Regions from separate parts of the Mus musculus genome. Here region 2 is linked to region 1. The links are chromatin contacts, found by Hi-C or POLR2A ChIA-PET in ENCODE. All regions are on one chromosome and are shown on one strand. The core of a region is the stretch at or near the end of the contact, and the rest is flanking DNA. Distances in the headings are between cores, read along the strand shown. Region 1 holds the start of Cox20 (cytochrome c oxidase assembly protein 20). Region 2 has its middle 24 kb from the start of Gm46174.

Region 1 (6,299 bases), core at 2,081-4,580:
ACCTTGTAAGAATGAAAAAGAAAGTAAGCTACTAGTTCCTATATATGAGCAACCTAAGGAATTTTAATTCACAGATTTCCAAAATGCTTATAAAGGACTATCCCAAAACTAAATTTAAAGGTGTTTATACAAATGTTCTTTATAACTACATAAAACATAGATTTCTGTCTCCTTAGAATAATTATACCTGTTGTAGAACAAACACTGTAGGAATCTCTTGGGTCTGACTCACTCAAAACTTAATGGAATTCTGCCACTCGTCTGTTAAACATTCAATGGGTAATAATGGAGGTTTATATATTGCCATAGTTTCCAGCAAAAAACAAAAACAAAACAACTGGTGACTCATACCTTTAATCCCAGCACAACTACACAGTGAGAGACCCTGTCTCAAGTGCGCGTATATACACATCCATGTTTATTGAATGAGTCCTGTTACTTTATCCTGACTTTAACTGCAATATCCAGCAAACATACCAGCATCCTAAAGTCACCAGGATAAATCCTCCTACTCCAACATCACATGATCTTCTAATTCTACCTATTGGAAAAAGCATGGTCAGCATAAATTCTGTGTAGAAAACATTATAATAGAGCTGTTTTAATTTAAGGAAAATACTCACTGGTCACCAAGAAATGTCCAAGTCCAGTCACAATAGATCCTAATGAGCCATAGAGTATAGATTCTCGAGCACATGGAGTGTTCTCAACATCTAAAATACCTAGGAGCTTGAAGGGCTAGGATAAAATGAAAAAGAATTTAGCCTGAACAAGAAAATAGTTAGGTTCCTATTCAATTTTTAATTACCAGTCAGCCAACTTAAAGTGTTCTAATCTGCCACTTCAGGATTTACTTCAGCATTTGAAATAATGAGCACAGTGATTAACCTCTAGCATGAAGTGACCAGTCTTCCAAGGACATGTCACTCAGCACTGGCTCAGAGATGGGGGTCAAAACATTTTTCACACTCTGTTCATGCAAGTCTTAGACATCTGGTGGTTTGTGACTGTAATGTAATCCCAGCAATCAGGAAACCACAGCAAGAAGAACCACAACTACATTGCTGTGAATTGGAGGTCAGTCTGAGCTTGAGGATGCAAGACTACACATAACTTATATGACAGAGCATGTGCGAAAAGAAGCCATTCTCTATTTGTACCCCAGCCCTGGAAGCACAGATGTTTTCTGCAATGCCACTCAATGCTTCTAGAGGATGACTGCATAAGAGATGAAACGTAACACTGGTGGGGAATGGAGTAAAAGACATGTTAGGTTCGGTTAAAGATAGGGTAGAGCTGCACTCCCCTTAGCTCAAGGATCTGCCTGAACGTGTGTAACCTGGCTTTCATTAAAGTAAAATTGTTCTTTCACTGATGACTTGCTTCTCTTGTTTTTAATCATACACCCAATCAATCATTGTGGGCTGTTCTCATCATCAAACTCTCAAATAAGAAACTACAGGTCTACTGGGGAGTTCACACCATCTCTGGAAATTACTCCTATGCCAACTAGCATCCAGTACATGATGAACATGGAGACATTCTGGTAGCGTTAGTGAAACCAGTTGTACCTATGTACCTACCACCTGTATTCTTGCCTAGTTCAGATAGCTTAAAATTGGGTTTCTTGTGAGAGATTCCTTGCTTATCCTATCACCTACATGGTGGTTTCATAACTCCAGTTCAAGAGAAAACTAGGATTCAAGTTGACTGTCCATCCTTTTCCATTAAGTGTGTCATTGCAAAAGGAGACCTGGTTGGCATTAAATCTTTCAAGCTTCCTGTGGCAAGCTCATCAGTGGTCCTAAAAGCCAGTTTTGTATTGTACTCAACCAGTCTCCCCCCCCAAAGGACTGCTTTGTAATCCTTTCATTTGAAAGGATTTTAAATTTGAAAGGATTTTAAATTCTGTAAGTTATATCTGTGGGTGTCTGACTTGGGCTGCCACAAGAGCTCCAGAGACTTGAACAGAGGTGGTAAATAAGCACCTTTACCTTCTGAGGATTGCGCTTGCTTCCACATCTTAAGTCCTAATACTACCATTTTTCTGTTGCCTTGCAAGACTATATTAACTAGATGCTCCTGATTTTACTTGAGTACCCACACGCTCATGGCCACTGTTTAGGCAAAGATACACTTAGATTCCATCTCACCGGGAATCTTGAGAAAACATTTACAGTAATTGGCTTGCTGTTCCACTGGCCTGGGGATTTGGCAGTAGCAACGTTCCAGTAGCAGTGTCCCCTCCTTTTACGGATTTAACATTTGTGACCTGTTATCAGCTGAATACCATTTATTCGACTCCCTGTTTGTGAGACTATTCATCTGCTTATTTGGTCTTAGTCGGTTTTGCAAACCGACCAAAGTATCAAAGTATTTTCAAGTAGTTTCTCTTGCTTCCAAAATCTTTTCTGAGACAGGTTTTAGGTTTACTTTGTAGCCCTGGCTATCCTGGAACTCACTGCCTCCTAAGTGCCTGGTTAAAAGGTGTGCCCATCCCAAGCCTTCATGGCTTTATTTTTCAGAGCAGAGTCTTTTTGTCAAACCCACTGTTCAATTTCAGCAAGTCTAGATGAGCTATGAAGCAAACACTACATTTGACCTTACTTGTGCTAGCAAGTTTTCATTTGATAGGTAGTGTTTTAGTTGTTTAACAAAAGACATCTTTAGACACTTGACCATGGCTTAATTAGTCTCCACTTGGGACACCTTCCTGTAGCCATTCTATCAGGCCTAGCAGTTCATGGCCAAACTGCAGTTTTATCCCGGCTGGCTTAAATGGATGAAATTCGACTGTCCCGTTACCCCAGTAGGATGTCGGCTTCATGCAGAGTGGAGATTTCGTCTTTTTTAATAAGAGGTCAAACTGCAGTTCTCACATTGAACTAACAAATCTATACCTTACCTGTGAGTGTGCGCTCCTGTGTTGTGCAAGGAAAAGGACTGATTCACTTGCTGGCCCAGAACTCACCCCTGCCTCAGCCCTCAAAGTGGAGATTACTGGCATGCACCATCACGCCCAGCTCTCCAGAGTTTTCATTTCCCCTTTATTAGCCCTTTCTACCAAATCCAATGCTAGTTTTGGATTAGTCTCCGTTTTCTGACCCTGCAGGCCTGCTCTTCACTAGTTTAACTGGCAATTTAGATATATCCGGGATATGAGGACTAGATCGCTGATATACCTCGCGGCTATGGGATGGGTCTAGGAAACCGGGTCGCGGCCTGCGCACTGCACACCTCCCCCCACCCCCCCTTGCCCCATGGCGAACATTACCTTTTTCTCCGTCTCGTGGGGCTCCGGGGCGGCCGCCATGGGCACCAGTCCTCTCCATCGCCCCGCCCAGGCCCGCGACGGGAGCAACACGGGCTCCGCCCACCCCATCCCCGCGCGGCGGCGGCCATCTTAGGGAGCGTTCCTGGGGCTGTCCGGAAGCCCGCCCTGGCACACTCCTTTGTTCCATGGAACCGGCCACACTGTTTTCCAACCCGCAACCGACCATGAGGAACGCGAGTGGTGGCAACCTAGAGAAGCGCCACCGGTTCCTGTCTCGCAGGCAGGGTGGCCCGAGTCAAGGAGCACCGAGAAACTCGCTTCCCTCAGCCCCTCCTCCGCCTTAACCGCCATTTCAACCGTTGTGCGCGTCCCCGTGCTGGGCGCTGAGGGCGGAGCCGGGGCCGCGCGTCGCGCGCCGCTTTGTCCTCTTAGAGGGCGGGAGTCCGGGTTTGACGGCCCCCGCACTGCCGGAAGTCGCCTGGCGCTGTTTCCGCGGGCCTCGTTCCCAGCTTGTCCTTTGTCCTAGCTTTGGTGACCTTGACAACCTCCCGCACCCCCGCCTCGGTCCCTCGCGGCGGCCTTCCAGCGCCCGCCAGGCCCACGCCCCTCCCCCTCCGGCCCGCAGATTTAGGTTAAAAATAGCGCGCCGCTCGCGTGGAGGAGACTCAGGACAAAATGGAGGCGGCCGCTACCTAGGGGGCATGCGTCAGGCGGCAAGTGCCTTCCTTCGGGAGGGAGGCCGTGGGTGACGCGACGGTGACATAGCGGGTAGAAACCCAGACCGTGGGTCGTTTGGGTCCAAGTGTCAGCCAGTTCAGCAGGCGATGGCGACTCCGTTTTCGGGTTAATGTCCTGGCCCCGGCCTTTTGCCTTTCTTTGTTTACCTATTTCCCGATTTGGCCTCTTCCGTTCCAAACGGCCCTTCCCCGGAAAATGTCCCGGCCTGTCATTGTGCAGAGTCATGCCGCCTTTCATGTAACGTGCTGCACGCTACTTGCCCGTCAGTGTTAGCTGGGAGGGTCTCATCTTAATTACCATGCGGACTGCTTACTGTCTTATTCTTCATGCTCATTAACTGCTTTTCGCCAATCCCAGGGGGTAAAAGTGATTTATATTTCTCTTTATGCGTAGTAAGTTGTTTTTTGTTTTTAAGGAAGCTGAACAGTTACAAAGTGTATAATGCTCTAATATTACTAGGACTAGAAAAGGAACTGTTATCTTGACAGTTTGGGATACTCTACTGAAATTCTTGGCTAGCCAGGCTTTGAATTTTTGTCTGGAAGGTAATATTTAAGGTTGTAATATTCCATAAAGGAGAGAGGAATTCTTTTGCATTCCTAATTGCGGTATAAAGGACGTAACGGGAAAAATACCGAGGAAATGGCGTTACCGTTTTACTTGTGACTGAGACGTTGCTAGAGTATACTGAGTTGGAGTCCATTTCACTTGTTTGAAAAATGTCATGGATTCGATAAAGTTTCTTAATTTAACGAAAATAGAATATTTTTCAGTTTTGTCTTTTAACAGTTAATAATGAAAAGTAACAAGCTCACCCTTCTCCTTCTCCCTGAAGGTGTGGATGAAAGAAAACGACTTTGAAGAGAATAGAGTTTATTCTGTAGTAAAATGTAAATGATCATGACCCAAGGACAGGATTCAAACTGCCCCCAAACCATATTCAACATAAAAGTGTTACAGTCTTATGAGTTTTATATGGTAACAAAAGAGATAAGACACTTCAGTTTATGGAATGTCTCTGGCTATTGGCCTTAGATTTCATCTGATGACATTCTCAGTCTTTGGGATTGGTGGAAGTTAGTGTTCTGTTTATACATTCCAGAAGGACAGTCACAAGGATAGATGCTAAGCTATACATAGAAGTGGGCAATGAATGGCTATTAAGGAGGCCAAGGATAGCCTAAGATAATTTAGCTCCAGGCTTGCAGCATTCCAGGTCTCTCCTGTCACAGTAGAATCAGCCTTGTAGAATTTTTAACTAAGGATTGGGGTGAGTGGTTGTGTGGTTTCCCCCTCATAGGAACTATAGTTAACAAAGGAGTTAACTGTTGTGTTCTTCCAATCTGTTTTCCTTCTCTTAATTAAAATTATTATGCAAATACATTTTGGAGTCATTTAAAATAACATTAGATGCAGATGTGTTGGCTCTGACCTAAAAGCCCAGCATTCTGGTTGAAAGAGTAGGTTTCTTGTGACTTCAAGGCCAGCTACAAAGTGAGGCTCTGTCTCACAAAAAACTGATAATAACAATGGAGGGTTTGAAGGTATAGCTCAGTGGGTAAAGAGTACCCAAGGCCTTGTTTTTGATTTGATACCCAGAACTGTTAATATATGCACAAAAAAATTTTAAAACCTACCAGAATACATGGATACATGGAGTAAAAACTAAAGCCTCCAATCTCCTATAAACATCTTTTTTACATTAACCTGATATGACCGAAGTGGGCCTGCTGCACCAGCGGCACTGTTTTCTACCTTTGGTTATTCTTGACCTGTGTGTGTGTGTCTGTAAGCACCTGGAGGTCTACTCCCTTCAATGGCTGCACAGTGTCCCCTTAAGCTTTTTGCTGCTGAATGACGTTTCTTTAGAAAGCTGCACATTTTTCTACTAATCCAAACCCAAAAAAACGTCAGCAAACATCTTTGAGCACACGCTAAAGATTTTCTGTAGAACACATTTCAAGATGAGGAAGCTGGCTCAAAAGCCTTGGACACGTTGTTAGGTCCTGCTGTTGTCCTCTCAAAAATGTTGCCCTTGTGATTCCCATGAATAAGCATGAGAGTGACTTTCCTCACTGATTTTTAGAATCACCTTTTGTAATGTTTGATAGTTTCTGGATCTGATGGAAGAATTTAAACTTCCCTATTACCAGAATAATTGAGTACTCTTTCAAGTGCTACTTTGTGCTTTAATCTTTTTATTACCTTTAAGTGTGTGGGTGTGTTCTACAGTTTAGGTGTGGAGATGAGAAGATAACTTGCAAGGGCCCTTCTGTCCTGTTATAGG
Region 2 (6,299 bases), core at 2,008-4,507, 43 kb after region 1:
CTGTTTTCATATCCTGTAGCACTGCCCAGTTCACTCACCCCTCTTCATCTCTTTCTTTCTTTCTTTCTTTCTTTTTTTTAGATTTATTTGTATATTATATGTAAGTACACTGTAGCTGTCTTCAGACACTCCAGAAGAGGGCGTCAGATCCCATTACAGATGGTTGTGAGCCACCATGTGGTTGCTGGGATTTGAACTCAGGACCTTCGAAAGAGCAGACAGCTCTTACCCGCTGAGCCATCTCTCCAGCCCAATAAATCTATTTTTATTTGTTGGAGTTTTGCTTGCATATTTATCTGTGTGAGAGTGTCATATCTCCCAGAACAGGAGTTACAGACAGCTGTGAGCTGCCATGCAGGTGCTGGGAGTTGAACCCAGGACCTCTGGCAGAACAGCTAGTGGAGTGTTCTTAACCACGAAATCATCTCACAAGCCTCTTTCTTTTCTTAGTAGCTGATGTCAATTTGATAGGAACTCAAAGAAGACAAGCACTGTGCTTCTTCTAAGCCCTGAACAGAAGTGGGTTTTCATCGTACCTTGTCCTAACTTGACCCACATCCATGATGATTTTTGTTGATTTCGTGGGATTGAGAAGCACTGTAGGAAAGAAACACAGCTCTGCAAGGGAAGTCATGGAGCACAGGAGGCCCAGAGTCTTCAAAGCCAAGAGAAGCCCGTCCGGTAAAGCGGTGAAGCGGTGAAGGCGAGGCCTGATGGAGCATGCCTTTAATCCATCGTGGGGAAGGCAGAAGCAGGTGAAGTCCTTCCTTGGTAAGGGACAAGCCAAGGACAGCCAGCCTGTGCTCAGAGGTAGCTGGAACTAAAATGCTACCCTTCAAGGGACTACAAATGAAACATGGCATCCCTAAATTTGCCTCTTTGCATGAGGATTAGTTTTATTCAGGAAAACAGAAACAGCAGAAGCTCAGGGAACAAGAATGTTTACTGCTGCTCTTTCTTAAAGGAAATTTGAGTGAGCTCCTATGGTTTGGATTCCTGGCCCTGGTGGTAAAGGCTTGCTCTCTACACCCACCCTGAAAGCAAGCACTATTGGGAGGTGCAGGACTTGGTGGGAGGTCCTGGGCTTTCCTTTGAAGGGGAGTTATTGTCTTATTTTGCTTTGGGACCATGCGGTGACTTGTATCACAGTGTGCTGTGAACATCTAGGGGCAGGAGTTGGTGTGCTAGTGGTGTAACCCCCGAATCTCTGCGGATATTTGTTTCTTAACACCCCCACCCCACCCCACCCCACCAGAAGCTCCCATCCTCACTCCAGCCCGCAGCAAGCATGATATGCAGACAGCTGGTTTCTGTGCTGTGTCCTCCTGCAGCAAGCCCTGGGCTCCCTCCCCCTCCTTGGTCCCTCCCCCAGTGTTAGAATGGCACTGCCCATAAAACTCCCCCTTAATGGAGATATCCTGAGAAGATAGCTCAAGACATCCTCCCTGCCTCTGCATCTCCAAAAACCAGCACTCTTCCTGATAAGCAGTGAACCCTCCAGGTGTCCTTGAGACCTTAAAGAAATAACAAACTCAAGGAAGATTAGGGTCCAGTGTTTAAGTCATGGAGAAAAGGTAATCAGAGGTCACAGACAGTTAAGACCAGCCATAAAATTAGTCCCTGAACAGACACCCATTATCCCCCCTCCTGGCTTCAGTTCCATCTCACCAAATGATTACAGTCCTCCCCTCCCCTTTTCTGTGAACATTCAGGGGACTCCTAACTATACTGTATATAAACCCAGCGTTTTTCAGACTCAGGGTCACTTGCCAGCATTCACCGGAGGGTGCCAGGCTGGTGATCAGGGTTCGAACTTGAAACAATAAAAGACTCTTTTGTGAGTTGCAGTAGACTTTGCAATTATTGGGCTCATCTGGATTTCCCATGGATTCAGGGCACAACTCTAGAAGACATGGTAATGGTGGATACTATAACACTAGGGCTGAGATGAGGATGGCAGGTACAGGGCCACCTTTTCACTCTTACAACAACAAAGTGCTTTTATTTGACACTCTGATTTAATTACAACTCTGTGTGTGTGGGTGTCTAGGGGGACTTACTGGTCCCCACACCTTTGTCAGAGAAAGTGGCCTTCTGAATATCAGTCTATGCCACAGAATGAGAGGTTTATGGGCACTCTCATTCCCGCACTGAGGGGAAGCTAAAGAGGTTTTCCTGAACATTCAACTTGCCTCGGGAGCAGATTTTGGGACGACGCTTTCTGAACCTGTGGCATCTATGTGCCCTATTACACCGAGTGGATGGTTTTACCTATCTTGAGTTTCAGTGTTCCCAATTAGTGAAAACGAGACTTTTTCTTCACTTGGGAGTCACTTCTTGTGAGGATTATGTAGTAATTTATTCATGGCACATTTGCTTTTTGCCAAGCGCATGCTAAATTATATACACATTCTATATATATCGACAAACCATCCATAAGGCCTAAATCTCCAGGCCAGGACAGCCAAAGACCCAGGGCTCTGTCCAGTGTGGGTTAATAGTTAAGAGGCAGCTGAAGCCCTCAGGGCGTCAAGATCCCTTCTCATTATGTCTGAAGTCATTTTGTAAGGGAAGAGCTCAGGCCCCACACCCCTTCTGCTTCTTTTGGTTGAGAAAGAGGCTCACTAGATATCCTAGGCTGACCTTGAACCCATGAGTGCTGTGCTTGGCTATGGCACATAGACTCCTGGACCGCAGAGTGCTTCCTCCAGAACTAGGCTGCTATTGTGGAGTCATCCTCCACGTTTCCTTGGTAACTTAACTGGGGGTGGGGGTGGGAGTGGAGGGCGGCTAAGGGCACACATGCCCTGAAGGCCACCCACGGAGAGACGCTGGTCCTTTGGGGTCCTGGAGGGCACCGCAGAGCTGCACCGCTGGTGGCTTCCCGAATCGACGGCCCCGAGCCAGCCCATGGCGGAGGTGCGGGGCCTGCGGCGCGGGTGGCGTGCAGCACGAGCTGCTAGAGAAGGTGGCGCGCCTGCAGCGGGGCGCGAGGCACGCGGAGCCCGAGGCGGCGGCGCGCAGAACCGCAGGCGACGGCGGCTCTGGCTCCGGCTCGGGCTTCTGGTGCTGGCGGCGGCTGTTCGCGCGCGGAGCCCGCGGGGCGCGCCGGAGGAAGGGCAAGTTCTCGCGGCCCGGCGCCGCGGCCACGTCGGAGCGCAGCGTGTGGGCGCCCCCGGGCCTGCAGAGGCTGTTGCAGAGGTTGGCGACGTGGCGGCGGCGTTACCTGCGGCGAGGGGAGCGGCCCGAGGGCCTAGAGGAGATCCCGCTGCTCGTGCTGGAGCGCGCGCGCGCCGCCGACTAGGGGACGCCCTGTCCCGTCTCGCGCGCGCGAACCCCGGCGGCGGTTAGGTTTTGTAAATGAATTTAAGAAGTGGAAATAAATCCCCCGCACTGGATGAATGAAAGGAGGTGGATTTGGGGGACCAAGCGCGCCCGAGACGCTGGAGGGAAGAAATCAGCTTTGTTGAGCAGGTGGTGAAGTCACCAAGGGTCTCCAGGACCGTCCCCCCTGGGCAGCGCGACACGGTGTAACATTGACTTCGGGATACTCCTCTCCCACTGTTCCCTGCCCTCTGGGTGTTATGGAATTCCACCGTCATCCTTGGTTTTACTTGTTACTTATAATGAGCATGTTGAGCGAACCCTGCTTTTTAAATTTATTTAGGGTCCTAGAGATGGCTCTGTAGGTAAAAGAGCCTATGGTGCAAACCTGGGAAGCCAGTCCAATTCCCTGTGGAGGGTCCTCTGACTGGCACACGCACAATAGTAATACTTGGTTAAAAAAAATTGTTTCACAATTTCATATATATGCACACACACACACACGTATATTTAGTTCATACGTTGACCATATTCATGCCTCTTGTCTTTCATTCTCCTGCCCACTCTCTGGAATCGTTCTTTTCCCAAGTCTTTAGTGTGGGAGTGTGAGAATTGCTGTCAGAGATAAAAGCAAAGGCGCCTCCACCAAAAGATTTCCGCCTCCAACACCCCCCCCCCCCCCGCGTCCCCTCCACCCCTTGGGGTGTGGGGTGACCTTTGACTCTTCTTCCTCAATAAAAACTTGTTAATGATACTCTGGCCTGGCATACCTGTCAGGATGAAAGTGAAATGTCACCAGCGAAAGTGCTAGAAGCACTCTAGAGGGCTTAGAGGTTAATAAGCTATTGGGATGGTCTTTGCTTGGGCTGTTCTCCTCCTCCTCCTCCTCCTCCTCCTCCTCCTCCTCCTCCTCCTCCTCCTCCTCCTCCTCCTGCCCCCTCCTCCTCCCCCTCCTCCTCGTCCTCCTCCCCCTCCTCCTCTTCCTCCTCCTCTTCATTCTTTACTGCTCCACAGATAGGAGGGGACCTGCTAGCAAGCGAAAGGAGTTGTGTTTTGGAGTGGCTATCTCTGTAGTGGCTTTGGAGTTTCCTCTCCCATGCTTTTCAACATTCCTAACTCTGTGACCCTTTACAACAGTTCCTCATGTTTCAGTGACCCCCAGTTACAAACTTAACTTCATTGCTACTTCATAATTGTAACTTAGCTACTGTTACGAATTGTAACAAATATCTAATATGCAGGGTATCTGGTATGGAACCCTATAAAAGGATCATTAGCCTAGCCAAAGGGGTCGTGACTCACAGGTTGAGAAACACTGACCTACTCATGCTTCCACTCATGTGGAGAGAAAAGCCTAGAGAGGACTGTTTTGCAGTTCTACGTCATCCATTTTTTGGGGGGAGGGGGGAGCGGGGGAGGGGTGGGCAGAAAGTGTCAAAAAAAAAAGCACAATTATAGCACTTAGAATTTAGTTGTCTCTGAGGTTCTACGAGCTGAGCAGAGGTAGACTTTTGGGTGGAAAAAGGGCTGAAGCACACAGAACACACCAGACTACCCATTTCAAAGCTACTTTCCTACAATGTATGGTGGTGGGAGAAAGCACAGAGAAGACTGGACAGCGTGGCTTCTTTCTGTTGTAAAGAAACGACACCAGGAAAAATGGCACAGTCATGAGTCAGACAGCAGAGGGAACTTTATATTGAGTGAAGCTGGCCTGGTTTGAACATTTTGTTAGCCCCTCGGAAAGGCATCAGCAGGTTTGCAGGTCATAGAGAGTGGACTCCACCTCCATGTGCCTGGTTATACCAATTCTAAGTAAGGGAAACTTCACAATTGCACTTCCTTAAAATTTAAAATACCGAAGACAAAGGTGGAGGCATTGTAAGGGTCCATGATTCAACAAAGAATGATACTGAAAGACCCACAATGTGAGGACTCCCCCACGTTCTGACTCAGGAGAAGCGACACCCCACATCATGAGAACGCTCTTGATGCAAACCACAAGAGGACTTTTATTCCAGATGTGCTCTGGGGCCCACAGTCGTACACCATGCAGGGTTAGAGGACCGTGGAGCCCCGAGTAGCTGGGTAAGGGGGTATTTAAAGGAAAAAAACACAACTCAAGGGAGTGGGGAGGGAGTTGTTGGAAAATACCAACAATACCGGTTAAGAATCACGAGGGAGTACCGGGTGTGGTGGCGCACGCCTTTAATCCCAGCACTCAGGAGGCAGAGGCAGGCGGATTTCTGAGTTTGAGGCCAGCCTGGTCTACAAAGTGAGTGCCAGGACAGCCAGGGCTATACAGAGAAACCCTGTCTCAAAAAACCAAAAAAAAAAAAAAAAAAAAAATCACGAAGGAGTGGAAGTCACAAGAGACACAAGGAATACCTGGTAATTGTGTGGGTTATTTCTCAAGACAGTTTCTATGAGCCTCTTAACAATAGCACATTTGCATAGTGGGTTCCATGAATGGTCAGGGTGACCCTTTTCGAACAAACACTCCCTGAACCCAGGAATTGGGTAGGTGGAGGAATGTTGCTATCTGTTTTATGATTAGCATGCCTTGGAGCATTGAGTCACAAAGGTCACATTCTCAAGCCTGGGCCTAAAGGCCTAGGTTTTTGTTTTTTTTGTTTTTTTTTTTTTTTATGTTACACTTTTTCAATACCCCGGACTCAAATACTCAAATAGCATATAAATGTAGAGTGCTTTATTCTGCAGAAATCCAGCACACTGGGGTCCAACATCTACAAAGATGGAGACATGAAGTGGAAACTTCTAGTTATGCCAAATGATGTTTTGCCAGGGCACACAGGTGTAAGGATGTCTTACTAAAGCAAACATGTGAAAGACTGCTTTCCTGAAGCAGACACAGGTGAAAGGATGTTTGGATATAGCAGACACGTGAAAGGACTCTTGATGAAGGAGTATAAGTATGATCCCACAGACAGTGGGAGACGAGCACTGAGCCTTGG

What was found. Hi-C counts contacts between places; a loop is a spot of excess contacts on that map. ChIA-PET counts read pairs that join two places held with the same protein, here RNA polymerase II (POLR2A).
Region 2: a loop to region 1 is called in a map of left cerebral cortex, with 2.9 times the contacts of the local background. The contact joins the enhancer-like site here to the promoter of Cox20 in region 1. A Hi-C loop is called at or near these places in 1 of 37 maps with a recorded cell type or tissue (left cerebral cortex). POLR2A ChIA-PET finds 5 or more read pairs at or near these places in 3 of 5 experiments (all embryonic stem cell).

What each region holds. Positions count from the first base shown.
Region 1 is chr1:178,316,184-178,322,482 of GRCm38, reverse strand. It overlaps Cox20 (cytochrome c oxidase assembly protein 20), which reads right to left and starts at 3,330. Exons shown (of 4, transcript NM_025511.2): 1 at 3,275-3,330; 2 at 624-738; 3 at 478-541; 4 at 1-2. The coding sequence starts at 3,313. It also overlaps a transcript of Hnrnpu not described here.
Region 2 is chr1:178,273,145-178,279,443 of GRCm38, reverse strand. No RefSeq gene overlaps it. Among named protein-coding and RNA genes, the nearest start is that of Gm46174, 24 kb to the left of the region's middle. Within about 2 kb of position 3,257, at least 3 of the 3 ENCODE cell types and tissues checked have a DNase peak (open chromatin) inside an H3K27ac peak, as active enhancers do; they include left cerebral cortex, where a contact is called at or near this core.